4 separate regions of the Homo sapiens genome follow, and all the other regions are linked to region 2. The links are chromatin contacts, found by Hi-C or POLR2A ChIA-PET in ENCODE. All regions are on one chromosome and are shown on one strand. Each heading gives the region's core, a stretch centred on a gene start or an enhancer-like site at or near the end of the contact. The rest is flanking DNA. Distances are from core to core; before and after follow the strand shown.

Evidence for each region. A loop is a pair of places that touch in the nucleus more often than their neighbours do. ChIA-PET counts read pairs that join two places held with the same protein, here RNA polymerase II (POLR2A). Pooled maps may share reads with other maps.
Region 1: a pooled map shows a loop between it and region 2 (4-fold over the local background). The contact joins two enhancer-like sites. A Hi-C loop is called at or near these places in 2 of 50 pooled maps. POLR2A ChIA-PET finds 5 or more read pairs at or near these places in 2 of 52 experiments (GM10248 and activated CD4-positive, alpha-beta T cell).
Region 3: a pooled map shows a loop between it and region 2 (2.2-fold over the local background). The contact joins two enhancer-like sites. A Hi-C loop is called at or near these places in 1 of 37 single-sample maps with no recorded cell type and 3 of 50 pooled maps. POLR2A ChIA-PET finds 5 or more read pairs at or near these places in 3 of 52 experiments (AG04449, activated CD4-positive, alpha-beta T cell and naive thymus-derived CD4-positive, alpha-beta T cell).
Region 4: a map of naive thymus-derived CD4-positive, alpha-beta T cell shows a loop between it and region 2 (5-fold over the local background). The contact joins two enhancer-like sites. A Hi-C loop is called at or near these places in 1 of 168 maps with a recorded cell type or tissue (naive thymus-derived CD4-positive, alpha-beta T cell) and 10 of 50 pooled maps. POLR2A ChIA-PET finds 5 or more read pairs at or near these places in 5 of 52 experiments (BJ, CD4-positive, alpha-beta T cell, CD4-positive, alpha-beta memory T cell and 2 more).

Annotation. Positions count from the first base shown.
Region 1 is chr1:184,863,147-184,870,412 of GRCh38, reverse strand. All of the region lies in intron 5 of NIBAN1 (niban apoptosis regulator 1), which reads left to right. Among named protein-coding and RNA genes, the nearest start is that of NIBAN1, 110 kb to the left of the region's middle. Within about 2 kb of position 3,297, at least 10 of the 41 ENCODE cell types and tissues checked have a DNase peak (open chromatin) inside an H3K27ac peak, as active enhancers do.
Region 2 is chr1:185,276,200-185,282,853 of GRCh38, reverse strand. SWT1 (SWT1 RNA endoribonuclease homolog) reads right to left here. Exons shown (of 19, transcript NM_017673.7): 18 at 6,186-6,250. All of the region lies in intron 1 of LOC105371651 (a long non-coding RNA gene), which reads left to right. It also overlaps the pseudogene PSMD7P4. Among named protein-coding and RNA genes, the nearest start is that of IVNS1ABP, 38 kb to the left of the region's middle. Within about 2 kb of position 1,458, at least 2 of the 41 ENCODE cell types and tissues checked have a DNase peak (open chromatin) inside an H3K27ac peak, as active enhancers do; they include CD4-positive, alpha-beta T cell, where a contact is called at or near this core.
Region 3 is chr1:185,592,618-185,599,077 of GRCh38, reverse strand. The region is part of intron 2 of LINC01350 (long intergenic non-protein coding RNA 1350); the gene reads left to right. All of the region lies in intron 1 of LOC107985239 (a long non-coding RNA gene), which reads right to left. Among named protein-coding and RNA genes, the nearest start is that of LINC01350, 33 kb to the left of the region's middle. Within about 2 kb of position 2,922, at least 3 of the 41 ENCODE cell types and tissues checked have a DNase peak (open chromatin) inside an H3K27ac peak, as active enhancers do.
Region 4 is chr1:185,564,443-185,571,192 of GRCh38, reverse strand. All of the region lies in intron 2 of LINC01350 (long intergenic non-protein coding RNA 1350), which reads left to right. The region is part of intron 1 of LOC107985239 (a long non-coding RNA gene); the gene reads right to left. Among named protein-coding and RNA genes, the nearest start is that of LINC01350, 61 kb to the left of the region's middle. RefSeq lists a silencer at 5,370-5,570. Within about 2 kb of position 3,557, at least 7 of the 41 ENCODE cell types and tissues checked have a DNase peak (open chromatin) inside an H3K27ac peak, as active enhancers do; they include CD4-positive, alpha-beta T cell, where a contact is called at or near this core.

The DNA.
Region 1 (7,266 bases), core at 2,048-4,547, 410 kb after region 2:
CATATCAATCATAACAATAATAAACAAACCTCAGTCATCAAGAGTAAATTATATCCTACGTGTTATGTGTTAGATGATAGAGAAATGTGGAATACATTTTAGGAAGCTTTCTATCAAAGAGAGTTTAAACCTTTCCCATGTATAAAGGATTAGCTCTTAGCTCTGAAGACTTTGCTTAATCAGAAGATATTACTCATTTAAGGTTATTTAAAGATAAAAACTTTTAGCATATTGTAATCTATCAACCACTGCTTCTGAATGACTTGGTGTGGAATCAGAGTTGGGGGGAAGAGACTTTTAAAATTTCAGAGTCCCTGGCATTATTCCAGACCTACGAATTAGAATCTCTGAGGAAAGGAGCCCAGAAACGTACATTTTAAACAGCATCCCTTCAGAGTTAGAGAATCGTTGTTGCCTAGGGTCTTCCTTTTAAACATAAGGTATTTTGCTTCAGCAACTTAATTTTTATTTTTCTCAAATTGTATTACTGGTAAAGATTCATGATTTTTATAATATGAATTTAATGTTTGAAGTGATATTCAACAGCACAATAAAAAAGTGGTGAATGGTGGGCCGAGCGCAGTGGCTCACGCCCGTAATCCTAGCACGTTGGGAGGCCAAGGTGGGTGGGTCATTTGAGGTCAGGAGTTTGAGACTAGCCTGGCCAACATGGTGAAAACCCATCTCTACTAAAAATACAAAAATTAGCCGGGCATGGTGGCGCACAACTGTAATCCCAGCTACTCAGGAGGCTGAGGCAGGAGAATCGCTTGAACATGGGAGGTGGAGTTGCAGTGAGCCGAGATGGAGCCACTGCACTCCGGCTTGGGAAACAGAGTGAAACTCTGTCTCAAAAAAAAAAAAAGTAGTGAATGCAAATAAAAGTAGTGAATGGTCACAATGTGCTTAGCAATTGTAAGATAAAATTAAACTCTTTATAATATTTTAGTGAGAGGACCACAACTAGACTCTTCATGGGATTTCCTTTTTGAAAATAATCCTGAATCTAATAGCAAGCACAACTGAGATACATTTTCTTTACTGAGTTTTGCATTTCCAGTGTGACCCTTTCGCTTTTTATACTGGACGATCTAATTTTACGTAAGAGCTCACTCTGGTAAGCTGTACCGTGTGTAGGTGTACATGGATGATCTCCACTAGTAAGATAAAATACCTCTCTTCTCTTCTACTTTTATCCCCTTCTTCTGTCCGAGTGAGAGGCAATGTACCACCTTTCCCTTAGACATGACCATAAAATCCCAGAGGAAAGCAATATGCCTAAAATTATTTAGTCTGTTTCCCTTGCTTGAATATGCACTGGAATTCCCTGGCCTGGGGTGGGTCCTAAGAATTTGCATTTCTGACATGTTCTCAGGTAATGCTGATGCTGATACTACTGGCCTGGGGACCCTACTTGGAAAGCCACTGTATTAACTCATTTAATCCTCACAGCAGTCCTGTGAGGTAGGCACTATTATTGTCATCATGCCCATTTTATAGACGAGGGTTCTGGGGCAGCTGGTAAGACAGCTGGTGATCAGGACAAGATTTTAAAGCCAAGCAGGCCGACTTCAAGCCCGTGTTCTAAACTACTGTACCATGTGTCTTCTCAGTCAGCAGGTACTTATTAAACGCATACTGTGTGCCCTGTGTTTGACTAGCTGATATTTTTAAAAAAAATCTAATCTCATTCCTTATTCAGGAACAGATGATTTGAGGATACTCACTTCCTACTGAACTTGACATGGATAATTTCTTGATATCTACTTGAGAGGGACATGAGCTGCTACATCAATTGAAACTCAGGTGACAATTGAGATGCAGAAGTTAAGTCTTTTCTCTGCTTTTAAACATGAAGTTGTGCCTTAACCCAAAAGGGTGTTCCTGTGGTAAACTGTGTACTCTATAAATGTTCTCCAAAGCTAGAATTTTCTTGGTTTATGCAAATGTACAGCTGAGAATAATTTTGTGGGATATGTTGCAGGGGTGGGGTTGAAAAATTCATGGTACTTATCTATTACCAGTTCTTTGTGTTTTAAGTACTTAGCCTTTATTTTTTTTTCCTTTCAGCATTTTCTTTTGTTAACTGGATTCCCATACTGGCTGTTGCTGAGGGGGTTGGGGAAGTCCTGATCTGACCTGAATTTTTTAAAACAATTTTTTAGCATTTTCTTTTGGAGACCACAAATCATATTGCAAGTCAACAACGTCTGGGTGTTAGTGGGACATTTCTATTTTAAGAGGCTTAGAAAAGGAGGTAAAAAAGAAGGAAGTTGGAAGTTAGGAAGGAGCAATGAAAGCAAAGCACCCATTTTCACATCTTACCAGACAAAGCCCCTCCCTGCCAAGTTCCTTTCTGGTGGGAGATCAGGGCATGGCTCATGCAATCACCAGCTAAGAAAGGAACTGAGACTTCTCTTCATTTGTTGTTTTTTCCTTCCCCACCTTTCCCTAGAAACTATTAGACTGCCACACTGTCCCGTTGTGTGACACGGGACACTTTAAGTGACGGGGTAGACAAAAGCTGGAACAAAAGAGCCTCTATTAAGGTAAGGGTCTACTGTGTCCAGAACATTGTCTTAGATGCTGGGGGCAAAACAAACCGAAAACACAGTCATTGCTTATAAACCAAACTCAATTTGTAAGGCTATCCCACTCAGTTAACAGAGGAGAGTTTGAGGATGATTTCCTCCTGACTTTCCAGGATAAGTGGAATAAAAGAAATAGAAAATAGATCAGGAACATCATTTTGCCTCATTCCATCTCACTTTAAGTGAACTCGGGCCCAAGCCCAAGTGGTTCTGTTCCAGGAAACACGGTGGGTCAAGCAGGATGTAACCTTATCACACACCTTAGCCATTGTCCTTTCCTTCTTAAATCCCTAGTGAGGAGGATAATAGTTGAAGATATCCTTCTTTTTTTCTTCTCCAGGCTTTAGGATATCAGATTAGGTATTTTCAAGTTGAGAACAAAAAGCCTTACCACAAAGTTGTATTCTCCTTGTGCCAATAATAATGAGTCATTCTTGCTAAGAACATAGGTGGTTTGTATCTTTCTAGTGCTTCTTGTCAGAAGAAGCTTAACATGCACAGAGGGAGATATTTTTCCTGGCACAATAGACCCTAGTCACAAACCACAAAGTTTTGCAATAAGGCTATTCGTTAAGTGAATGCAATATTATAGCTGAGACACTTTTGGGGTGTGTGTGTGTGTGTGTTTGTGTGTAGGGGTGTGTGTGTGTGAGAGAGAGAGAGAGAGAGACCGAGAGAGAGTGTCTGTGTGTGATGGGGGCTATACCTCAGCTTCCTGTTTGGCCTTGCTGATGTCACCGCATTAGTATCGGTACTGCACTTCAGATTTTTGTACAGATGTAAGTCATCATATTTAGTATTTGACTTTAAAATGAATTGGTTTTTGCACATCTGTGCTCATAAATGAATAACAATAGAAGGGGGAAGAAATTTTGAATTTTGATTAGATGAAAGGGGTGCAAAACTTCCACTCTTTCTTTCATAGATACCTTGCAAGCCAAAAGCTTTCTAGAATTGCTAGGTGAAGTTCTAAATATCACTAATTTTGAGATAGGCTGATTGACATTTATGATTGGGTTTGGTCAGGATGAAGGGTAGTGAAATTACCAGCATAGATGAGTGAGTTGCCATTGGTCTAAATTTTGCCATCTCTGGTTTTCTTCTGATTTCTAGTTCCATATTTGGTGGCTTTAAATGAACACAGTACTGTTCTCTTCATACCATGTATATTTTTTACCAGGTCAGGAATCTAAGAAACTTATGATCTAATTTAGATGTCTCTGGAAATGTGAATTTCATAACTTAAGAGAAGGGAACAGATTTGAAATTGAAATATTATTATAGGGAGCTGACAGTTGGGTTAAGTGGATTGTTACACATTATCATCTTAAAATTACATTTCGTGTCTTCTTAACTTTCCTCCAAAGAACACATCCTAGAATTATAACACTATTTTCAATTCCCTCTGCATCTTTCAGCCCTTAGAACTAAATCCTAAGCCAATAGCTCACTTTTGGACTCCTAAATTTGATTTTCTGAAGGCCTTAGGTTAAATGTCATTTCCACCAGAACACCTTTCTTAATCTTTCAGGTAGGTGAAAGCCCCACAATTTTCTTCTATCTGTCCATTCATCTGTCCTTCCTTCTCTCGTACCTGTCCTTACTTCCATCACAGTTCTAATCACATCATGTCATCATTGACTATTTATTTATCTGACTCCTAAAACTAGGAGTTCCTAGAAGCCAAGTCTATGCCCATCTACTATTACATCTCAGCCATTAGTACTGAGTGTAGGGGTGTAGTAAGCACATACTCATTTTTTTTTAACTGAATAAAGGAGCATGGGAAGTAGGTCATCATTTGAAAAAGCATCTGGAAATGATAAGAATAGTTAATAAAGCATTCCGGATTGTTTAGGAGAAAGGTCTATTTTACTTGTTAACAGCAAAGGCAATTTCTTTGGAAGATTTTGCTTTCTTTTTTGACTATCTGTGCAGTTACTTGTTTATTTTTCATTTTCCATCAGCTTTACAACTTTTTTTCTCATGCTCCTCATCGCCTACTATCATTTGTGTTTAAGCCTTCCTTTACATAAAACAGTATTTTTGGCTTATTATTTGGATGATTAATGAAAATCAATCTTAGCAGTTAGATTTCTGACTGAGACTGACCAGACAAAGTGAAATGTGTTGCATGATGCCATTATTTAAGTCACTGTTTTGTTGGCTGTGACCCATTAAGCATCCTTTCTTTTTGTTTAAAAATTATTTTTTTTCAGCTTGTTTTAGATTTGGGGGTACGTGTGCAGATTTGTTACATTGGTATACTGTGTGATGCTGAGGTTTGGGGTATGAATGGTCTCGTTACCCAAGTACTGAGCATAGTATACAATAGTTAGGTTTTTCAACTCTGTACCCTTCCCCCACCTCTATAGTCCCGTGTATTGTTGCCATCTATATGTCCATTGGTACTCAATGTGTGGCTCCCACTTATAAGTGAGAACATGAGGTATTTGGTTTTCTGCTCCTGTGTTAATTTGCTTATAATGGCCTTCAGCTTCCTCCATGTTGCTACAAAGGACATGATTTTGTTCTTTTTTTAATAGCTGTGTAGTATCCCATTGTGTATATATACCACATTTTCTTTGCCCAGCCCACTGTTGATGGGCACCAAGGCTGATTCCAGACTGCTTTCCACAGTGGCTGAACTAACTTACATTCCTATCTACCATGTATAAGCATTCCCTTTTCTCTGCACCTCACCAGCATCTGTTATTTTTTGACTTTTTAGTAATAGCCATTCTGACTGGTGTGAGATGGTATCACATTGTGATTTTGATTTGCATTTCTCTGATGATTAGTGATACTGAGCATTCTTTTTTTTTTTTTTTTTGACCTCTTTAGTTTTATATTGTTTCAGCTAAAACCTGTGATGAGGTCATTCTTAGTGAACTACTTATAACTAGTTAGTTCTTATAAATGCTGCCAATGTTTTTTTTTTCTTTTATTATTATTATACTTTAAGTTTTAGGGTACATATGCATTCTTAAAATATGTTTGTTGGCCGTTTGTATGTCTTCTTCTGAGAATTGTCTATTCATGTCTTTTGCCCATTTTTAATGCGATTATTTGTTTTTTGCTTGTTCAATTAAGTTCCTTAAAGGTTCTGAATATTAGACCTTTGTTAGATGTCTAGTTTGTGAATAAAATATTATTTTTTAATGCATCTATTTTCATTTTACGTATTTTTTTTTACAGTCACCTTGGTGACTGTAACACTTACCATCACTTTTGAAGAAGTGACTTAACAAAAGAACCCAAACAACATTTCTTCACCTCTGCAGACTCTTCCTCTCACAATGAAGTGGCTTCCGTTACTGGAATAATGTCAGGGAAGATAACAGCTTCCTCTAAATTCACCCTATTCAAATGTGTAATTCACACTTGTTCACAGACTAGAATAATGTACCTATAAAGTGTTTATTGGCTGTTATATAGCTCCTAGAGGAAGAAAATAAAAATGAAATGGTTTGTACGTTATAGTTTGTCAGAAGTATGATTGCCAATTATAATGATAAAATACTAATGATAGCTCACATTGCTAATATTTATTGAGCACTTACCGTGTGCCAAGCACTGTGTGAAGGCTGACAACAATCCTTTTAGTTAAACAGCATTATTGTCCGTAGGAAACCAAGATTTAGATAGCTAAAGGAGATTGCCTAGAGGTAGGCAGTTATCAAGTGGTGGACTCAGAATTCAATCCTGAATGTTTAACTCCAAAGCTCAAGCTCGTAATTGTTGTGTATTAAAGAGCCTGACAACTAAAGGATTATATATTCAGTTTCTCCTGCTACATTTGAAGAGGGATTTTAGAAAGTAACAATACTAGCAACCAATTATTGAATGCCAGGTAATACACTGAGTGTTTAATGTATGCTCTTTCGATCCCTATGACAATACTAAGGAGGAACAAATTTTATCTCCATTTTTCAGATGACACTGAGGTTCATGGAAATTAAGAAGTATATTTAAAGTCACAAAGCTATTTAAGGTCACAATAGCTAATTAAGCTATTAAACCAATGAATACCTAGATCTCTGCTCTTACTGCTTATTGCTGGTCATACTAGAGTATGTCCAGTGCTTGAATAGTAAGAGGTCTGGCAACCAGGTCATATGACTGAGAAAACTGGGTTATGTTTAACCTGACAGTGGTTGAAGGGAGGAAAAAAATCTTCAAATATCTTTTGTCACGTAGAGGAAGGATCAGACATATTTTGTTTTGCTCCAGAAGGTAAAAGTGTCTCTTGTAAATGTAGGCAATCTAGATTCTGAAATTGCAATTGCAGTTGCTTGCTTCTGGGAATTTTATTTAATTGAAAATAGAAATTGAATCTGTAAACCAAAAATACATAAACAAACAAACAAAAAAAACTAATTTGAACTCAGTTAAAGTCCCCAGGTGGCATCTATTACATGCATCTTCTGAAGACACCGTTGCATTTTTATTGTATTAGAAGAAACAACATTTCCAGAATATCAGAGGTGAAGCCTCAAGTCAGTTCTGTGTCTGCCAGAATAAAAACAAAAATAAACTTATCTTTCTTCTTGTTGTCCTAAGAATAAGGTATCAGTAGTTCCAGAGGAAGATAAGACCAACTGAGAGTGTGGGAAAGAGAATAACCTTAGTGTTCAAAGCTTCATAGGGCAGAGAACATTGGACAGGTCAACTA
Region 2 (6,654 bases), core at 209-2,708:
CATATACTCCACTCAACAATTCTGACCCCAGATGTGTGTGGGGTTTTCTCCACACAGCACGCAATTCTCCAGTGAACACCGACTCGGTGTACTATAATTCAATTCAATTCTGACACTATCTGGAGTCAGAGTCAACTCCCACAGGTTGCGGGCTCATCAAACAAGACTGCCCCCCACTTCAGACAACAACTACAAGTAACAGTTTGTCACCTCTACTTCTGACCAACTGGCTTATAAATCAGGAGGGTTCCCACAACAACTCCCTCCTCAGGTGTAGTCTGCTAGGACAGCTCACAGAACTCAGGGAAATATTTATGTTTTACTCATTTTTTATAAAATACTTGATATTACCAAGCATATGTTGGAAGGGGCTGGAGCTTCCATGCCTTCTCTGTGTGTGCCGCCCCCCAAGAAGCTACATGGGTCCAGCAACCTGGAAGCTCTCTGAACCTGGTAGTTCAGGGATTTTTTTTTTTTAACCAAACCATTTAATTGTGTCTTCGAAGGTAAACAAAATATAAAGCTGGATCCCAAGCCCTAAGAATGCCAGAACTACACGTAGATCCAAAATGTGGTGTGGTTTTTCTCAACAGAGTTCAAAAGGGTCAGAACTCAAAAGTGTTAAAAGGCAGAGAATGGGTGGAATTCATGCACTCTGTTCAGCAATTTTGTAAATTACCAGAAATAGACCCCAAGAGTCTTTTACGGTGGGGAAAAACTCAACTCCTGGTTTTACAGGTAAAGAATGAGTACCAAAAATGTTATGTTGACTTCTCTTAATTTTTCTCACACAATCTGAAGCCAGAGCTGACTATTACATCCTCAACTCACAGCAATTGAAACTGCAGTATTAGGTACAAGATCAGTCCCTCTATCCATTTGCTTCCATGTAATGCCACAGCAAGGGTGGCCAGAAGCAGAGGGTTGTCAATAGAACAGCTTTTCAAAAAGCACTAAAAGCAAGCAAGAACCTTCTAGCAGCACACTGATTTAGTTTATTAGGTTAATTTACAAATTTTAAAAGCTACATGTTTTACTTTTTCTCCTTTTTCTCTTCTTTCATCACTGTTTATGTTTTCTTTGTCTTTCTCTCTGTCTCCTTTTCTATCCTTTTTGTTCTCTTCTTTTCCTGTCCGTCTTTCTTCTCTGCACCCTGGTTAGCAATCTTGTTGTTGATGAGGCTGTGCAGGGCAACCAAAAACAGATCAGCAAGGCCAAGTATATCACCTCCATTTGGTGGTCGGTCTTCAGGTGAAAGGCCTTGACAAACTCATCAGGGCTGACATCTGGCAGCAGGTTGAAGACATCCTACAGCAGGCAGATGATCTGATGGTTTATGGGTAGCTTGCCTGTCGCTACTTTTACCCTTCAAGCCATGCATAGACCTGGTTAATAATCTGCTAGGAAAGAGTACCCACGGTAGTGTCTTTGATGTCTCATAACAAGTGTTTGACTCTGACTTCCTCAGCTTCCTCTGCTCCAGTTTCACAGTCACATGCTCAAATGTTTTTGTGGTTGTAGTTCTATCAACATGAACTTCTTCCACTGTATATGTTTCTGTAACTTCTTCCACAATATATGCTTCTGTGGGCAGGCTCAGGTCCTTGGGTTTCACATCAATAATGACCAAAACAAGAGTTAGGGCAGCATCATTTCATTACTTCATTGATGGCAATGGCATTCTTGTAAAGTTTATGGCCTGTGTGGTGCCACCCAAATATTCTTTCTCTGGCATTTATTTACCTTCTTAAACAATCCATAAATGTTTTCCAAATAATCTTGGTCTAAAAATCAGATCATCTTTGTCATCTTCATAAAAAAGGACTTAGTCATCATCATAAAAAGGGACTGAAAACTCTTGGACATATCAAGTATTTTCTTTTGCCATGACCCCAATAGCACACCAACATGCTTCTGGTTTCCAACCTCACCAAATTAGCTGAAGTGATCCACCACACTGAGAAGCAACAGGGGGTAGACCACCACCTTCTGCACCGCCAGCTCTGGCATCACAACACACCCCAACCCTCAAGTCCTGGCTCCCTGCCACTCGCCAACACCAACAGTGGCAAGAACTCTCTCAGCTCCTCCAGGCCCAGCTTCTCCTATTCCAGTTTGGCAGCTACTGCCAGTTCAGGGATTTTTATGGAGGAGGCTTCATCCTGTAGGCATGATGGATTATTAACTCAACCTGGAGCCCCTCTCCCCTTCTGAGAGGATAGGGGGTAGAGCTGAATGTGTTAAGCTTCTAATCATGGCTGGGTCCTTCTGGTGACCAGCCCCCATCCAGGAGCCCACCAAGAGTTGCCTCATTAGAGCAAACGATGCTCCTATCACCTAGGAAATTCCAAGAGATTTAGGAGCTCTGTGTCAGGAAACCAGGTTAAAGACCAAAGATTAGAACAAAAGATTATCCCAGAAGTCCTATCTAGGGTTTTAGGAGCTCTGTCTCAGGAACCAGAGTCAGCGACTGTCATTAGTCCGTTTTCATACTGCTATAAAGAACTGCCCAAAACTGGGTAATTTATAAAGGAAAGAGGTTTAGCTGACTCACAGTTAAGCATGGCTGGGGAGGCCTCAGGAAACTTACAATCATGGAGGAAGGGGAAGCAAGGCACCTTCTTTGCAAGGCAGCAGGAATGAGAAGTGCTGAGTGAAGTGGGAAGAGCATCTTATAAAACCATCAGATTTCAATGAGAACTCTCTACCATGAGAACAGCATGGGGGAAACTGCTCTCATGATTCAATTACCTTCACCTGGTCTCTCCCTCCAAACGTAGGGATTATAGGGATTACAATTCAAGATGAGATTTGGGTGGGGACACAAAACCTAACCATATCAGGGCACAGATACACTTCTCATTATTTCACATCTCCTTATTGCAATAAATATGGTGTGGCACATCAACAGTTTCCTTGTTTACAACTAATGCTTTAAAAAAAACAAAAACAAAGATTATCAAATTCAGACAATTTAAATAATTGTCTTAAACATTAACTGTCCTTCATATTCCCAAAGGGAGTCATCTATATGCAAGTTAAATCATTCTTCTGTTTTCACCTCTGAGTCACAGGGAAATGGTGTCACCTTTCATCTTCCACAATTGGCCCCATATCTAGTATGAACCAGTGAAACCAAAAAACCCTCTCTCTTTTGGCAGCTTATTTGAAAATTTTAAGTTGTGGAGCACACCAGAGACAAATATGGAAGATACTGTGTACTCTAAATATTGGCAAATAATTTCACAAAAAACCCAAAAGATCTAAATAGTATTAACTGAAAGCTTGCTGAGCAGCAATTACCATTTTTCAATGCCTGCAACATATTAAATATATTTGATTTCTCTTTAAAATCATCCTTCTGGGTATAAAAGAGGGTTTACTCATTAACTTCATAGTTTAAATCCCTGACATAATAAATGGAAAGAAAACAAAGAAAAAAAATAGTACAACTACTTTAACTATGAACATTTGACCTGACTCCTGAACTTCCCCCAATAAAAACTCTGCCAACTAATCTAAAAGTAAGCTAAAATCAAAACAATTCTAGACGTCTACTAGGATCATGCTTCAAGAAATTGTGGCCTCCATGTATCTACAATAAGCTTTTTACACTAAAAAATACGGCTAAGGTTGGAAGATGTTATATTTTTGACACATCTCACACAATATTTTAAATGTGGATTATCTGTAAAAATCTATATGAGTAAAACCGATTCATTGATAATCTGAAGATTAGGGCAAGAAAACATTTTCTCCCCCAACTGTAACAGATTTGTGTATGCCAACTGGCTTCAGATTTTCTTGAAAAACTTATTTTAATCTAATGAGTTGGTGAACTTTCATAGTTGTGTTGAAACATTTGTGTATGACTATCAATCCTACATCTGATATCCTCAAACAAATTTATCAGTCTGGAGCTTTAACAGTAGAAGCATTTTGCTAGTTAACTTTGTTGCTAGGCCTGTTCATAATATTTTGTAGCCACACAGGTACACAGGTAAGTTATATATAGCAAATGAACTGTGGTTTAGTGATACTTTTATTAAGTTCCTACCTTTTTAAAAATGTGTCCCAAATGAGGTTAAGTGTTATGCTCCTAATCCCATTTTTCCCATAAACCTTGTGGTTTTTATTGCATGACTATACAATGCAGTGGCGACATTTACGAATGCACATGTCGTGTTACAACAGAACTCACTGAAAACCAATTACTGCCCCATGTGTCAACATGGATCAATCCTGATGTTAAGCTAAAATGGAATATGTAGTGGTGGAGGGTATTGGAAGGCAACAGTGAAGGAATTAAACAGTTTTAGCTCCTCATGAATTTGCCTGGGCCTAGAATTAGAGGGACATCTTAGACTGTCCAGGCTGCCATAATTAAATATCTTAGATTGGGGAGCTTACAAACAAGATAAATTTCTCACAGTTCTGGAGGCTGGGAAGTTCAAGATCAAAGCACCAGCAGATTTGGTGTCTGGTGAGGGTCCTCTTCCTCACAGATGGTGCCTTCTCTGTGTTCTCACATGGCAGAAGGGAAGGAATTAGCCAATGCTCTGCAGTCTCTTTTATAAAGGTACTAATCCAATTCCCAAAGGCCCCATCTTCTGATACTATCATATTGGGGATTAGATTTCAATGTATAAGTTTGGAGGGTACACAAGCATTAGCCCACAGCAAAGGCTTCACAACTATACCCTGTGTATGTAAGAATTGGATTTGCGGCTGGGCATGGTGGCTCATGCCTGTAATCAATCCCTGTACTTTGGGAAGCCAAGGCAGGAGGACTGCTTGAGTCCAGGAGTTCGAGACCACCCTGGGCAACATAGTGAGACCCTGCCTCAAAAAAAGACAAAAAGAAGATTAAAAAAAAAGAATTGGATTTATAATACTTGCCCTTTTTGTTATGTATGAATGCTATAAAACAAATCATTTTGGAAAAAAAAGTATATAGTGTGATACATTTAAGTTCAAAAATCAGCAAAATAAATCAACTTATTTTTGTTATAAATAACAGTAAAACCACAAAAAAAAAAGATGAGAACTATAAAGATACAATCCCTTGAGAGAGAATAAAAGGTAGGTTACAGCTAGAAATGGGTAAAATTCAAGTTTGTTAGTTGAATGGTAGGCAGATGGGTATTTTTTATATCAGTTGTTCTTGAAAACATGGTCTGGGGACCACAGGGAATCTAAGACTCTCTCAGAGGGTATGCGAGGTCAAAGAAGTCAAAGCTATTTCCATAATAAGACTAAGATGTGGCCAGGTGCGGTGGCTCAAGCCTGTAATCCCAGCATGTTGGGAGGCTGAGGCAGGTGAATCACCTGAGGTCAGGAGTTCAAGACCAGCCTGGCCAACATGGTGAAACTCCGTCTCTACTAAAAATACAAAAAATTAGCCGGGCATGGTGGTGGGTGCCTATAATCCCAGCTACTTGGGAGGGTGAGGCAGGAGAATCGCTTGAACCTGGGAGGCAGAGGTTGCAATGAGCCAAGATCGCTCCACTGCACATTGTCGCACCATTTGCGACAAGAGCAAAACTCTGTGTCAAAGAAAAAATAAAAAAAAACAAATAAATAAACAAATAAATAAATAAATAAAGACTAAGATGTGATTTGTCGTTTGTACTCTTGCTCTCACAAAAGTGAACAGTACTTTTCCCGCAATCCGGCCATGCTTATCAAAACAGATTGAATGCAAAAGCAGTTGTAAGAATCCCACTGCCTTCTATTAAGCCAGTCATTAAAAGATTTGCAAAAATGTACAATGTCACTTTTAACATTTTCATAATATTTTATTTATCTTAACATGTAGTTGTTATTTTTAAATGAATTAATAAATAAACATTTTAAAATTCTCAGTTCTAAGTTTTAATACAGCAAATATAGCTAGATAATGACCCATACAAAAAAAAGCTCTTTGGGATCTTCGATAATTTTAAAAAATGTAACAAAGTCTTGAGGCCAAAAAATTGGAGAACCACTTTAAACCTAATAGCTGATAAACACACAACACATGACCTTTTTGTATATAGGAAATATTTAATATTAGTAAGGTAAAAAAAAACAGTGTAGTGAAAAGACAATGAAAAAACACATCACCACCACCACCACCACCAAGTGCTGCTGTATATGGAAAAGCTTGTTACAATGGTTTATATCTATATATAGATATGACTTACCTATACTCAGTCTGAGAAACACAATCATAAATTTCCTGGGCAGTAAATTTGACATTTTTATTTACCTGAAAGGAACCAAGATATAGTTATTAAAAATATATATTAAAGTGAGTGATGACAGCAAAATTAGAGTAGCCCATATTCTGAGAGGAAAGTTCAAATTTCTAGTTATTGCATAAAAAGGATTAAACAGCAACAATAAGAAGTGCAACGACTATAATGCTAACATGGAACTGTATGCAAAAATATGAATCCCACTATTATATCTTAATCTGTTAGTAGAACCAGCAGAGGTGAGATGGGCCTAGACACAGTAGAGATCAAATGGACAGAAAAACACAAATAAGATTATAAACTGCAGACAGTTCTATCTGGTTTAGGAAAAAGTTTGATTTACAGACATTTTCTGAAGAAATATATTTTTCAGATTATTGAGGTCTACATGTTTAAACTAATAGGTTTAAGTTAA
Region 3 (6,460 bases), core at 1,673-4,172, 310 kb before region 2:
TTACATTTCAATATTACTTAGATGTTTAACTTAGAGTATATGGTCTAGGTAACACTAGCAATAAACCATATTAGATCATGAATGTGAGGGTCGCTATGGAATGTATTTGATGTACATTTCATTTTACAGGCACCCAGCTGAGCAGTTTGCCAAGGAAAAAGAAAAGTAGCTCAAAATTGTTTTGTTTTGTTTTGTTTTTTTGTCTGTTTGTTTTTTAAAGAAGGGGCAAATGAAGCTAGTAAGTTTATGCATAGTTGAGGGGGGAAAATGTGATTGCTAAGTTGGTATGCTACTACTGAGGAGAAGTACATCACACCTGTAATTTCTCTCCATCAGCAGTAGCTTTGTGAATAAAAATGAATTTTTACCCCATTTAGGAGAAAGTAAGAGACTAGGTACATGGAACTTAGGTTAACAAGAGAACTAAGTACTGATAACTGAGGAAGCTGAAGACAGTCAAAAGATTGCCTCAATAAGGAAGTTAAATCTTGTAACAGAAATGAAGAACTATCTAGAGATGTTATTAAAATTTCAGCATAGTGGAAAAGCCCCAGAAGAGTCTTTGGGCAAGTTAAAGATAAGCAGTTTCTTTCCAGACTAAAAATAGACTAGAGATGCAGTTTGATTGACAACAGCTAAGGATCATCAAGGAAGGTACAAAACGCTACTTAGGTTTTTATTAACATCTTTTAATGTTTTCTTAAGTTTGTTAATTTAAAAATAGTAACCATGTTTCATAATCAATGGTCAATGTTTCTACTTTGCTAAGTTAATAAAAATTACCTTTTTATACATTAATGTTAAAGTATGCAACTCTACAACATAAGGCATAATCCAGCACTCTTTGGCAAAATTTCTACTGGGAGGCAAAGCATACAGGATCACCTTTTGAGAATCAGTCTTTCAAATCCATAATTGAGCCAATGAAGGGGAGGCAAATGTTATGCAGATTAAAAGTAGAAAGAATTCCAAGCCTCATCAAAGGTTTATGTTTGCACTGTGGGTTTTTCTTTTTTTTGTTTTTTATTTTTTTGTTTGTTACATAAATATTGTTACCAGCAGAAAAGCAAACACATAAATAATGCGTAATTTATTTTTAAAAATTGATAACCAGGCAATTTTTTAAGGAATCTATAACAAACTCATATTTTTGAGAAATAAACATGTCTATATGTTTATCATACAGTTATTTCCATCTTTCTTTGCAGTCTTAATTTTTTAAATGCATTTTGCTTTACAATTCAACACTGAATTATTAGACTTTTGTTTGTGACTGCCAGTAATTCTGGTTGGTGTTGATTTAAGTAACAATATCAAAACACATTGCACTACAGCGGAACTAATAGGCCAAGTAGGACTACCCTCAAAATAATGATCTACAGGAATTATTTTTTGCCAAAGTTATTATTGCTTTTTAATGCTGAAAACCAAAACAAAGAAAGCAGGTGAAATAAAACGATAAGGTTTCAGTTATTACGGATAATAACAAAGGATTATTTCTAGGAAATGAATATTTGAGACAGATGAGCCAATTTGATAAGTAGCATTTCAATGTTCCTTTTTTATGAAAAATTTGTAGTAAAAACTCCTTCCACACCAGTCAAGGTGCTTATTTCACAAATTCTCTGGAGAAATATGGGAGTTGATACAAAGGAACTAAAGTACTTAACTGAAGCATTGTCATTAATTAAGAGGAATTGGCCGAAAGTCACACTTTTGCACTAAACAGGTCTTCCAAGCAAATGTATCTTTTAATATAGTACACATGAAAAAAATTATACCTAAGTCTGTGTCTCCTGAGGCACTTAAAAGTAGTATTGGGGACTCCAACAATTATTTTTAATGTTCCAAAATATCAAATGAAAATCACAGTTTTATCTTCGTTAGAATTGCTTGGGATGACTAAAACATCTGTTGCTTGTGGTTGGAATTCAGTCAGCTTGGTGCTTAAACAATGTGTAACTTTTAAGAATATTTTTATTTATAAATACTGAGAAATGATTTATAACATATTGTTTGTGGTTTAAGCAACAAAAATATTTCACGCTATGGGGTAGGGGAAAATAAAAAGGTCTCTGGGTAGAGCTCTGGGTGGTTCCTGCTCAACTTCAACAGCAAATGAAAACCTATAGCAGAAGCTGGGAGGAAAGATATATGTGATTCTCCAAACCCCAGGGGATTTGCAATCAATCACCAAGGAAATGGTAGAAAAGTAGAGATTTTCCCTGGAGTTCACAGATCTGGGATGGCAGGACCCCTTAGGAGCTGAAACCAACCTGTATAATGACCCTCAGTCTCCTTTTCATGAATGTGTATCATAGTTTCCAACAGCTTGAAGGCCAACAGTGAGATCTTACAAATTTTTGTTCTTTTTCAACAATTTTTAAATTAAATAAAATATATATGTGTATATGTCTGTATGTGTGAAAATATCTATCTCTATATAGAGATAGATATAAATATATCTCCAATCAGTGACTGGCATGGCATAAAACTTACAAAAAGATTTCTTCCATGTTTCTGCTTTAGCAAAATAATTCATTTTGATTACTCTCAAAAGAGTTAATGAGTTAATAAAATAATTTTTCTGCAAAGACTTTGAAAGTAATGTATTGCATGTTGAAGGGCAGAAATAAGAGAGTCAAATGCTACCCAAAGCAAGACCATGTCACCCTTCATATCCAGCTATCAATATCCACCTTCTCCATTGTTCTTATTTTTTACCCCTCATATCTTTATTACGTGATACTGGGTCTAGGACTCTGCAAATCAGCTTAACCTGCTGACTCCCTGTCAGCTTCTACCAATAGTGGCCGCTAGAGGGAGGTTAAATGGCAGACTCTTTGCTTTCTTCCTCTTCCTATCATCACCTGAGCAATAATAGCTCTGCATCCTGGGATGGGCAGTTGGCTTCAGTCTCCTCTTTTATTTTAGTATTCTAAGAACTAACCTGAATGTGCCCTCTTAGAGGTACAGGTACCAGCACTAGCTGGGAAGTCTTCCCAGCTCTTCTGAGCTCCTGAGGTACCAGCACGTGCTGGGCAGCAACCAGGCCTGCACCTCCTGTCCTCCACTCCCTGACACATAAGGTTCTGCATTATAGCTCTCTGAGCTGTGAAGATAGGACTTTGTGAGAGACTGGAAGTGAGAGAGAGAGGCAATGCAGACAAAGCTTAAGATTCTGATCTGGAGAGGCAGCAGCTTCTTATAGTCACTCTCTCTTTGTGACCTCAGCATCCCTTCTTTGGGTTTTTATTTCTCCAGTCCTGTTTAACCAACTTCTCATATTAAATTCTCACTGTTGAAATGCCCAATGCAGTTTCTGTTTTCCTGACCAGACTCTTATCGATATACCATATACCCAGAAAACACTTTCTTTTATTGTTTAAAAGAATCAGATGAACCAGCATCCACGTAGACTAAATCATTAATGAGTATAAATAAGCTCCTTAATGTATAGTTACAAGATACTGGGAAAATGACAGACCTAAAATCCAACCTGGCTCCTTTGGAGCTCTCTCTCTTCTCATTCAGCCATCATGCTCCAGCCACACTGGCTGTCTCTGAGGTCCTCAGATTATCCACACTTCCCTCCAGCTCAAAGTCCCCACACATGGTCTTCTCTTTGCCAAGAATACACTTCCTGACATTCAACTTGTTCACACCTATTCCTTTTTAAGATCTAAATTCATTTACCACTTCCTCAGGGGAACCTCCCCAAGACTTTCAGGGAGACACAGACATTTTTATGGCACCCTGTACTTCTGAAAAGATTAGTATTTAAATAAATAATTGGCTAATTAGTTATTAAATCCTAGAATGTAAATTCCCCTGGGGCAAAAACAATTTCTTGCTGTGCTTTAATTGACTCCCTTGCCCTCTGGCTCCCTGCTGGATTTGGCAGAGCAGAAACTATTTCTGTAGACTATTAGCTGTTTCATAACTGTTTCACCAGTTCCTTTAACTACATAGTAGTTAAATTACAAGTGTATAAAATATATTAATTATTGAACACTAACTATGTGCCAGGCATTGTACTAAACACACTGCATGTATTATTTCATTTAATCTTCCCAACAACTCTAAAAGATAGGTACTATGACTACACTGAACAGAGAAGGAGCCTAAGGCACAGCGATGGGAAGTGGCTTGAACAAGGTCGTACAGCTCACAAGTGATGGAGATAGGATTTCAGCCACTCTTACTCCAAGCCTATAAACGAGTGATGGTCTCATTGGGAAAACAAAGCTGATAGTCTCATTGGGAAAACAAAGCTTATACTTCACAGACAGGCAGCATAGGCTAAGTTTGAAAAAGCTAATGCAGACATTCTGTGTTACCAGAGCACAGAGAAAGGGCAAATCTCCAAGGCCAGGGTGATAAGAAAAGTTTCACAGAGTGGCTGGAATTTCAGCTGGACCTTGAAGGTAGGGCTGTACTAGATAAGGAGAAAGAAGGAAGGACATTTAATGCAGAGTAAACAGCCCAATAAAATGTCCTTCAACCCCTTCACCTTCAGGTGACCTTTAAAAGCAAAGAAAGCAATCTGGAAAATATTTAAATGTGTGTGTGTGTGTGTGTGTGTGTGTGTGTGTGTGTGTGTGTGTGTATGTGTTTTAAGGGCTAAGTTTCCTTTTTAAAAGGACTCCCTTTTCAACAGCCAAATAAGCACAGTTACCAATTTATTATAAAGCACTTCTAATCTGAAAGGGACAATCACAAAGAACCGCAAAACAGAGGGATATATGCCAAGGTACAGCTGAGCAAGTGGCAGGCTGCATCAGAGGGCACCAGGACATGATACCTACCATTGGCCACTGCAGATAAGGTGGAACAAAGCCACAGAAAAACTGGCAGAGCAGCATTTGTGCTGCAGAGCTAGGCAGGAAATTTGTCTTCCAAAACTGACACGGGGCTGGGACTCAGGATTCCTGAGCATTCTTAGGATAAAGCCCTGAATAAAAAGAAGGAATCAGGATTTAACTGACAAAATTATTCAAAGGCAGAGCCAAAATAACTTGCTTATAGAAATGGGTTAGGAAGTAGAGTTGTTACTATTAGCAAAGCATAGATGGAAATAGATTATGTTGAAGGATGGGCTTATAGAAAGTGACAAAGTTTAAGGCAGGACCAAAAGACACCTGGATCCAGCCTGATTTCCACCTTCACTTAGGAATAGTAGAAATTTCCTCATTAGCATGGTCCTTTATGGGTCCAGGCTCAAATAAACCAACCTAGGGTTTTCTTCTAGTAAGCCACCTTGATTTTGATATTTATTCCTTTACAAATGATAAAATTTGTCCTACCTTGGAGGAAAACTCATTATCTATTTTTGCATGGTTTTAAAATTTTTTTAATTTAGTTTTACTATTTTATATTAAGTTTAAAGAAACATAATTTCATTTTGATATTTTGTTAAAAAATTCTCCCAGACATTGGTATATGAAATATGATGTATGTACATAGTTCTATAAAAATGAAATTATACATTATATGTTGTTTTTTAAACTCCTTTTTCCACTCAGCAATATGTTTGGACGTCTCTCTATGACAGTAAACACATTTCTTCATCACTTACCATCTATTTTCAGAATGGGAAAATTGAAGCCCAGGGGACTAAAATGACTAATCAAAGCTCCAAAGGAAATCATTTAGAAAAAGCATTCATTAAACATCCATTTTTATGTAACACTACACAAAAAAAGTTAAAACCCATGTAGACCTTAATCAGCATGTATTTACTGTATAAGATAAACACAGAAGACCCACAAAAATTATAAAGCCTAGAAAAATCAGATACCTAAAAATACTCTTAAAGAGGTTTATGGTTTATAGAGCAGTTTTGGAGAAATCATTTGATTTTTCAAAACAATCCAGTGAATTAGCTAAATCTGTTTTTATTAATAAATAACATTGATAAGTGTCTTCCTGTCTATTATATAATTTCTACTTATAAAAATTCCTCATTCCTCTGCTCCCCACTCACAACAAACCTTATTAAGTAATTATTCAAAACATGCTATTTCTACTTCCTTATTCAAATATTCATCCTCCAACCTACCCCAATCTGGATTCCAACCTTATTACTTGACTGACTTCCACTTAGCTAAATCCAATAGCAAATTAGACTTTTCTGTCCTTATCTTTCTAAACCTTTCAGCAGGGTGCATTATCACCTTCTTCTGAAATCTTTCTCTTTCTTCTCTTGGTGTCCATGACACTACTTTCTCCTGGTTTATCTTCAGAATTACCAGCTGCTTTTTCTTACTTTCTTTTTCTAAATTCTACCCAATCTCTCAGTGTTTGAGTGCCTCTGGAATTTTTTCTGCTTTTCTCTATCTGTACTTTTGTCTAGTTATCTCCTCCAATCCAATGGCTTTAAAGGACACCCATATGCTGGTGACTACCAACGTTGTGTATCTAGCTTTAACCAATCTACAACCCAAGCTCCAGACTCATA
Region 4 (6,750 bases), core at 2,308-4,807, 290 kb before region 2:
TTTTCCCCTCTTAAGTCAAATGCTTTTGGAAAGTGACCTGAGGCTATTTTTTTATTCCACTGACAGACTTTAGGCTTTACCTGTTTTTCACTTGACTGTGATGCGATGTGATAGCATCACGTGGCTTAGGCGTGTCACAGGTTGCCTGCTGTGTACGTGGAGTCAGACACTCAGACCTCAGAGCCGGGAGTCAAGGTTCATGAGACAAAGCTCACTTCAATGTCTGGTGTTCTGAATGTCAGAACAATTAGAGATTAAATGGAAGGAAATTTGAGGCCAAAAATAAAGGAAAATAAAACTTGTGGTCACAAGTATAGAAGACCAAGTTTTATTTCATGTACATCTCTTATTCCTTCATCTTGATCTCTCTCCCATGATTCTTCTGTGCTCATGCACATATACACTAGATCAATTCCCCAATGTTCTTCCTCTATTAAAATAGTCATACAAAGCCTGCTTATGTAGGAGGAGGCTGAAAAAGTTAGAATAATAAAATCACATTTTGTTGCAGGAGGACTATAGCTCAGGGACATTTATTAGTTGGAAACCAGAAATAACTAGAGGGAGAAGAGCATTACGGTAATGAGAGAAAAGTCTTACATGCCATACTCAGCCAAGAATGTATTTTCCCCCTTCTTAAATCCAAGGTGGTCCATAAAACCACCCTCACTGAAGCTGCAGAGAACACTTTGACTGGAACATTTGGTGCAGGGAGGGAATAGGCATTCAATGAACTGGTTAACAGAAAATATAACATTGGAGGAGCCTCTCATCTCTAACATTTCATGCATTTGCCTGGATTCATAAAATTGGAAATAGGAAAATAAGTAACTAAGTAATCATATAATAGCTAACTATATTTGTGAAGCCAAGCAGAAAGTCTGAACTTTAAACAACTGGAGACTGAAAAATCAAAAGCTCTGAAACTACATATGCACTGCAAATTTAAGAAGAAACCAGTTTGACAGCAAACCAATATGAAACAGAGTTTGATGTGGAAAGAGATGAGGCCCGAGGAGAAAAATAAAACCATGAGAAACTCTAAACTAAGGAAAGATGGTCCCTAGCAAGGAAAGGCTGGTAGTAAGAACCAGAACTGTGGCTTTTCCTCGTGATCTTGCCTGGCTCACTCATTCACGTATGGACGTCCTCTCACATCTCCAGAAGGCAATCCCTTTAGCCCTATGATACCCAGCCCTCTCCTTGGCCTCTCAAAGAACACCTGGTGGATCTGGCTGCAGAACTCCTGCCAAATGGTAGAAATCTGATAGGCTGTAACTTCAATTAAGTCGATCAGGTATTTATTTATTTTCATAACATTGCCTGAGCCAAATCCATTTTCGTTTACATATTTTTCTTCCAACTAGACTATGAGCTTGAGGGGGAAATCACTTTGTCTTATTCATCCAGATATCCTCCACTGCACGTAGTAGATGCTCAAAAAATGTTTATTGAATGAATAGACCAGGCTGCCACTCAAACCAAATGATTTCAAAGTAAATTGTTGAAAGTCACATATTCAGTATGTATTTACTGAGTAACCAGCTATCGTGCTAGCTAACTAGGTATAAAAAATAAGACAACTCATGCCCTCAGGAAGCTCACATTTCAAGGAGACAGGAACTATGATGGAGTGGCAGTAGGATGGAAGGAAGAGGACAGGCTCAAGAGACAGTAAGGGGATCAAATCCATAGGACTTGGTGCCTATTTCACACTTAGGTAGTAAGGAGATTAGGAGAAGAGCTTGGATTAAAGGAAGAGACATGAGAATGTCCAGCCTAAGGGAACGTGCCATTGGAGATAGTTGATGCAGTGAAAATCCTAAAAGGCCCCCTCAAAAAATGGCTAGTTTTCTATGTCTTAAAGCAGCTGAGTCTATTTTTAGCAACTCTGAGGACTTGAATATCTACTATGATATACCTACTGCCCACTGGTCATAGTTGGTTCTATGAAAGTCACACGGAAAAAGTGAAATTCCTTTTCTATGTGGCAGTTCTTCAAATGCATGCTCCCCTTTTCATATAATATGATTTCCAGACTTTTCACCATTTTGGTCATTCTCATGCTTTTAGACTGACTAATTAGAAAATGGAAGCTTTAAGAGACAGAAAGTAAAAAATCTGAAAATTATGATTGCAAGGTCTGGGAGGTAATGGAAGGGGAAAAATTAAACACCTAGATGTGAAGCACTGGGTTAGGTCTTTTTTGTACAGACTAAAATGCCACAGGGATCTGAGGACATTCTGTGATGTCTTGTTCTCCTCCTCTGATTCATTTCCCACTTACTTTCTTACAGCATTCTCATAAAAGAGAATCAGTCATCCTGAGGTCAGTCGTCTTGCCCTTAAAATATATTAATTCTGTTTTGCTTTTGTTATTCTATATTAAAATACTGATGGAATAATGTGAAAGAGGCATTAGGATGAAATAAGCATTTCATGATCTTTAGAAATAAATGATACTTAAGTGTGAGGCAACAGGCAGTAGTGAGTTGGCTCTATCTTTGCACATCATAAGTTGCCCAAACGACATTTCCTTTGTGGTAAATTGTAAAGAAACAAATGTGAAAATTTTACTATGTCATATGCTGCAGTTATGTGTACATATTAAAGAAAAAGGAAGGGAGAAGTACAAAATCAATTTTTCTGCTTACATAAATAATTACCCTAATAGTTTATGAAATAAGAAAAAATTGCTCGAGCAAGAATGAAATCATTTCTTTTAGACATTAGAATCTATTCAGAAATTATGTCTTTTCATTGGACTTTCATCTGGCTTCCAACATGTCAAATCATGTATCTTTTAAACCACATGTTCTTTTTTTGTAGGTTGGATAGTTTCAGACTAGGCTCAATTTACCCCTTTTCTCTATAGAATCATGCACCTTACAGTTCCACTTTTGCCACATCTTTCATACTTTATGTTTCACATTTTATGAATGGGAAACCATATTTTAGAATAAAAATCTGTAATGTCAAACCAACATCATTTTTTCTTCTTTTTTCTTTTCTTTTCTTTCTTTCTTTTTTTTTTTTTTTTTTGAGGCAGAGTCTCACTCTGTTGCCCAGGCTGGAGTGCTGGAGTGCAATGGCACGGTCTCGGCTCACTGAAAACTCCGCCTCCTAGGTTCAAGTGATTCTCCTGCCTCAGCCTCCTGAGTAGCTAGGATTATAGGCATGCACCATCATGCCCAGCTATTTTTTTTTTTAATAGAGACAGGGTTTCACATGTTGTCCAGGCTGGTCTTGAGATCCTGACCTCAAGTGATCTGCTGCCTCAGCCTCCCCAAGTGATGGGATTACAGGCATAAGTCACCATACCCAGCCATCTTTTCCTCCTTGGGGTTTTGCTCTATATGTATAGACCTTGAGAAAGAGCTTTCAAAATAGACTTTATCCATAATCAACATCTTAGGATCTTTTTTCCTCCATAAAGATCTTCAGCATCACTATGCACTACAGTTCATTTCTCTTTTAAAGCAAAACGTAGCATAAACTAGACAAAACCCCCAAATAAGCTCTCCATTTCCTGCAGCTTGTGTAGCTCTAGCAATCTAGTCTATTGCTGGGCAATATATTCAAGCCTCTCACTGATTATGTTATCAAAGCTGTTTAAATTCCATTCCACGAGTTTGTGTATGGCAAAGATGAAGCTGTTTGTTTAATTAAACAATTTCTCTAAAAATGCACACAGTATATTTTGAGAACATAGTGAGACTTTGACCTTGCCTCAACAAGGGCATTTTGCTGCCACCCCCATTCTGCCACACTTTTCAACATGTTATCCCTCTTGAGTTTAATTTCTATGTTGTAAAACATCTCATCAATTGATATCTAGCATTTTGCATCTAATGCATTCTCATAACTTCTAGTTGGCTGTGGCTTATTTCATTGTATGCTTTCTTCTTCATACTTCTGGACAAGCTTTGTTTTTATGGCCTTTAAAAAAACATGGCTGTTATCAAACACTATATACGGAAATGGTTTCCTTGACAACCATAACCACAAGCGAGTCGTCTGCACCTCTTTCTCATTGCATGGTTTGTTTGGTTGCTAAAACACTTCAAAATATTTTTATTCAGAGTCAGGTATTAAGTACCTGAATTTACAGAGTAAGCTGAAATCCAAGCAGGTGATGAACTATCAGAACGGTTGTAAAGTGGCAAACTCTAATCATTTTCAAGTATTAGAGTTCAGCCTCATGACACAGTCTCTAAAAGGACAAATGCTGAAAGCTTGATATTTAAGATCCAAAATGAATGACTACCTCAAGGACACAAATTAAAAAAAAAGACTGGCTAGAAATGCCAAAGAAGTGAAAAATATTGCTTAAATGGAAGGTGACATTGCAGTTTTATTCATTCATATAAAAATTCCAAATGTTAATTCTTTAATGGGAAAGAGGTCAGCTTCAAGGTTATCAACAGAACAGCAGATATTTTGTCAAAAGTGCTCCTAAGACTATGTCTCTTGACAAAATTAAGCACAATATATATGGAGCTTCCATTTAAAATAGTTTTTGAAAATTTTCTTTGGTTAAATGTCTCATAGCTCATAAGATTCAGAAAATCTCTATTTCTGGGAACTTCTCAGGGTAAAAATATTTTCCCAAATATCAATTTTTTACAAGGAAATATACAGCTTGCATGGATTACAAAAAAAATTAGAAAGATCAACATGAGATTCTGTACAATGTGATAAGCATCCCAAGAAAAAATCACTAACAATGTCATCTCACTCCATACTGGTCTAGTCTCCTAATATCTGTCAAAGACAGGATATAATAAAAAACATGGTTTACTGTCCCCCCCACCGCATCATGTCCAAAACCATGGTTAAGTTGGAGATGTCTTCAGATTGGTTGGAATCAGAGTAATTTGACTGAAATAAATCACATAAATAATCCTATTTGTGTTCATGCATGTTTATAAAAAACAATTGTGCAAAAATATGAACCTGAAAATTTAATCAAGAGAGGTAGTGGCAATTCTTATGAGAAATTGGAGCTCTGGGTCACCAGGTAGGTTGAGCAGCAGGTGAAAAAAAATTATACAGAGCGTTTTTACTTATAGAATTTTACTTAACAGCTCTGAAAGAGCCTGTGAGGTTAGGTATGAATTATGGCAGGGGAAAGGCAGGCATAAGAAGGAAGGAAGGAAAGAAGAGAGGGGAGGAGGGAGGGTGGGCCAAAAGAAAGAAAACAAAGAGAGAGATAAAGGGAAAACATAGGCCAAGCTGCTCAGAGCATGGGGGGTGGAGGAGGGGGGTGAGGGAGGTGGGACAGTCATAGAGCAACCAAAGTAGAACCAAGGAGTGAGTTAAACGGAGGTTCCAGGTACCATTCTGAGGTGATTTTGAGAACAGTGTTAAAATGAAGCCAAAGAGATGTATCTGAGGCCCGGTCAAAAAAGAACCTCAGCTCCCCATGGACCAAGAGAACTCAAAAAGAGTTTAACTTTTGTCGCATACTTCAATTCTTACCATAATGTTCTACAGGTATAGAATGCTGGGGCCCTTCCATTACTCCATGCACTGGGGAAGAACTAGAATTGTGAGAAGAGCTTTCACGCTCCCATAACCATTCCTTGGCCCACCTCCAAGAAAAGGCAGGCTGGCCTCTGTTTAGGTGTTGTCTGTGCTTGCATTCCCAACGTTGACATGAGGAATTATCAATGGGTTCCGGACATAATCAGCCACACGGCAGAGTGAATTCCAGGAGGTATGTGTCAGGCAGGATCCCATCAAACTCATTGCTTTCAATACTTCAAAAGCTTGTTTTAGAAACACCATTACGGAGAATTGCCTGAAGGATTGAAAATCCAGACATTCCACTGCATACTCTAAAATCTGTCTTTGGGTGGTTCCAGGCCAGCAGAGATTTTCATACCTAGACTGTCTCATTTAGTTCTTGCCATCTTTTGATGACTTTTAAAAATGTGTATATTCATACCTTACTTTGTTCTGTAAAGAATTTAAGATAGGAATTTTTATTGAATTGAGCTGTGAATTTATGCCATCAGCCTTTATCTGAGGAACATTATAGGAAGCACTTCTATGAAATGCCTGTCAAGATACTATTGAGAATGTGGCTCATTACATTTCGAAGTATCCTCCTTAGGAAAACCCACTGGAAAAACTTCCCTCTTGCCTTCATACAAAGAAGCATTGAGCTTGTCTTCTGGCACTGGCTTGTTGTATCTTATGGACACTGATTCACTTATTGGACCATGTTTTTCTCTAGGCACAAAGCCAACTGGGGGCCCTTGCCCATCCACCATACAGAACCTCTCAGCATGCATTTTGTGGATTCACTTCTAGATTTACCATTCTTTCCCTACCCCTATTTTCTCTGTATTCATAAATCTCCACTTTATACATTTTTAAATTTGTTAACGTATATAGTACACTAAGTAAATATACCACGGTGCAGAGTAGCACCTCTCCTGCCAGAGGATGGAGAGAGGCAATATACCCCGTAGGGGCTGGACACATATTCTACCCATTTAGATCCAGAAGGAAACTTGAGCCTCTCTTCTCATAGAGAAAGAGTAGGGTAAAATCACAGACCACCACTATCCATCAGACCACTCTCATCCATGGGAGGGTAACTTTTAGGGAAAGCATTTTGGAGTGTCATGTAATACCACCCAATTTTCCTATATACTCATAAGATTAAATACTCAGTACTTTTCAAAAATGAAAATAAGAAACAAAAGTTCATTGTTAAACCCCAATGTTTACTTTATCCCT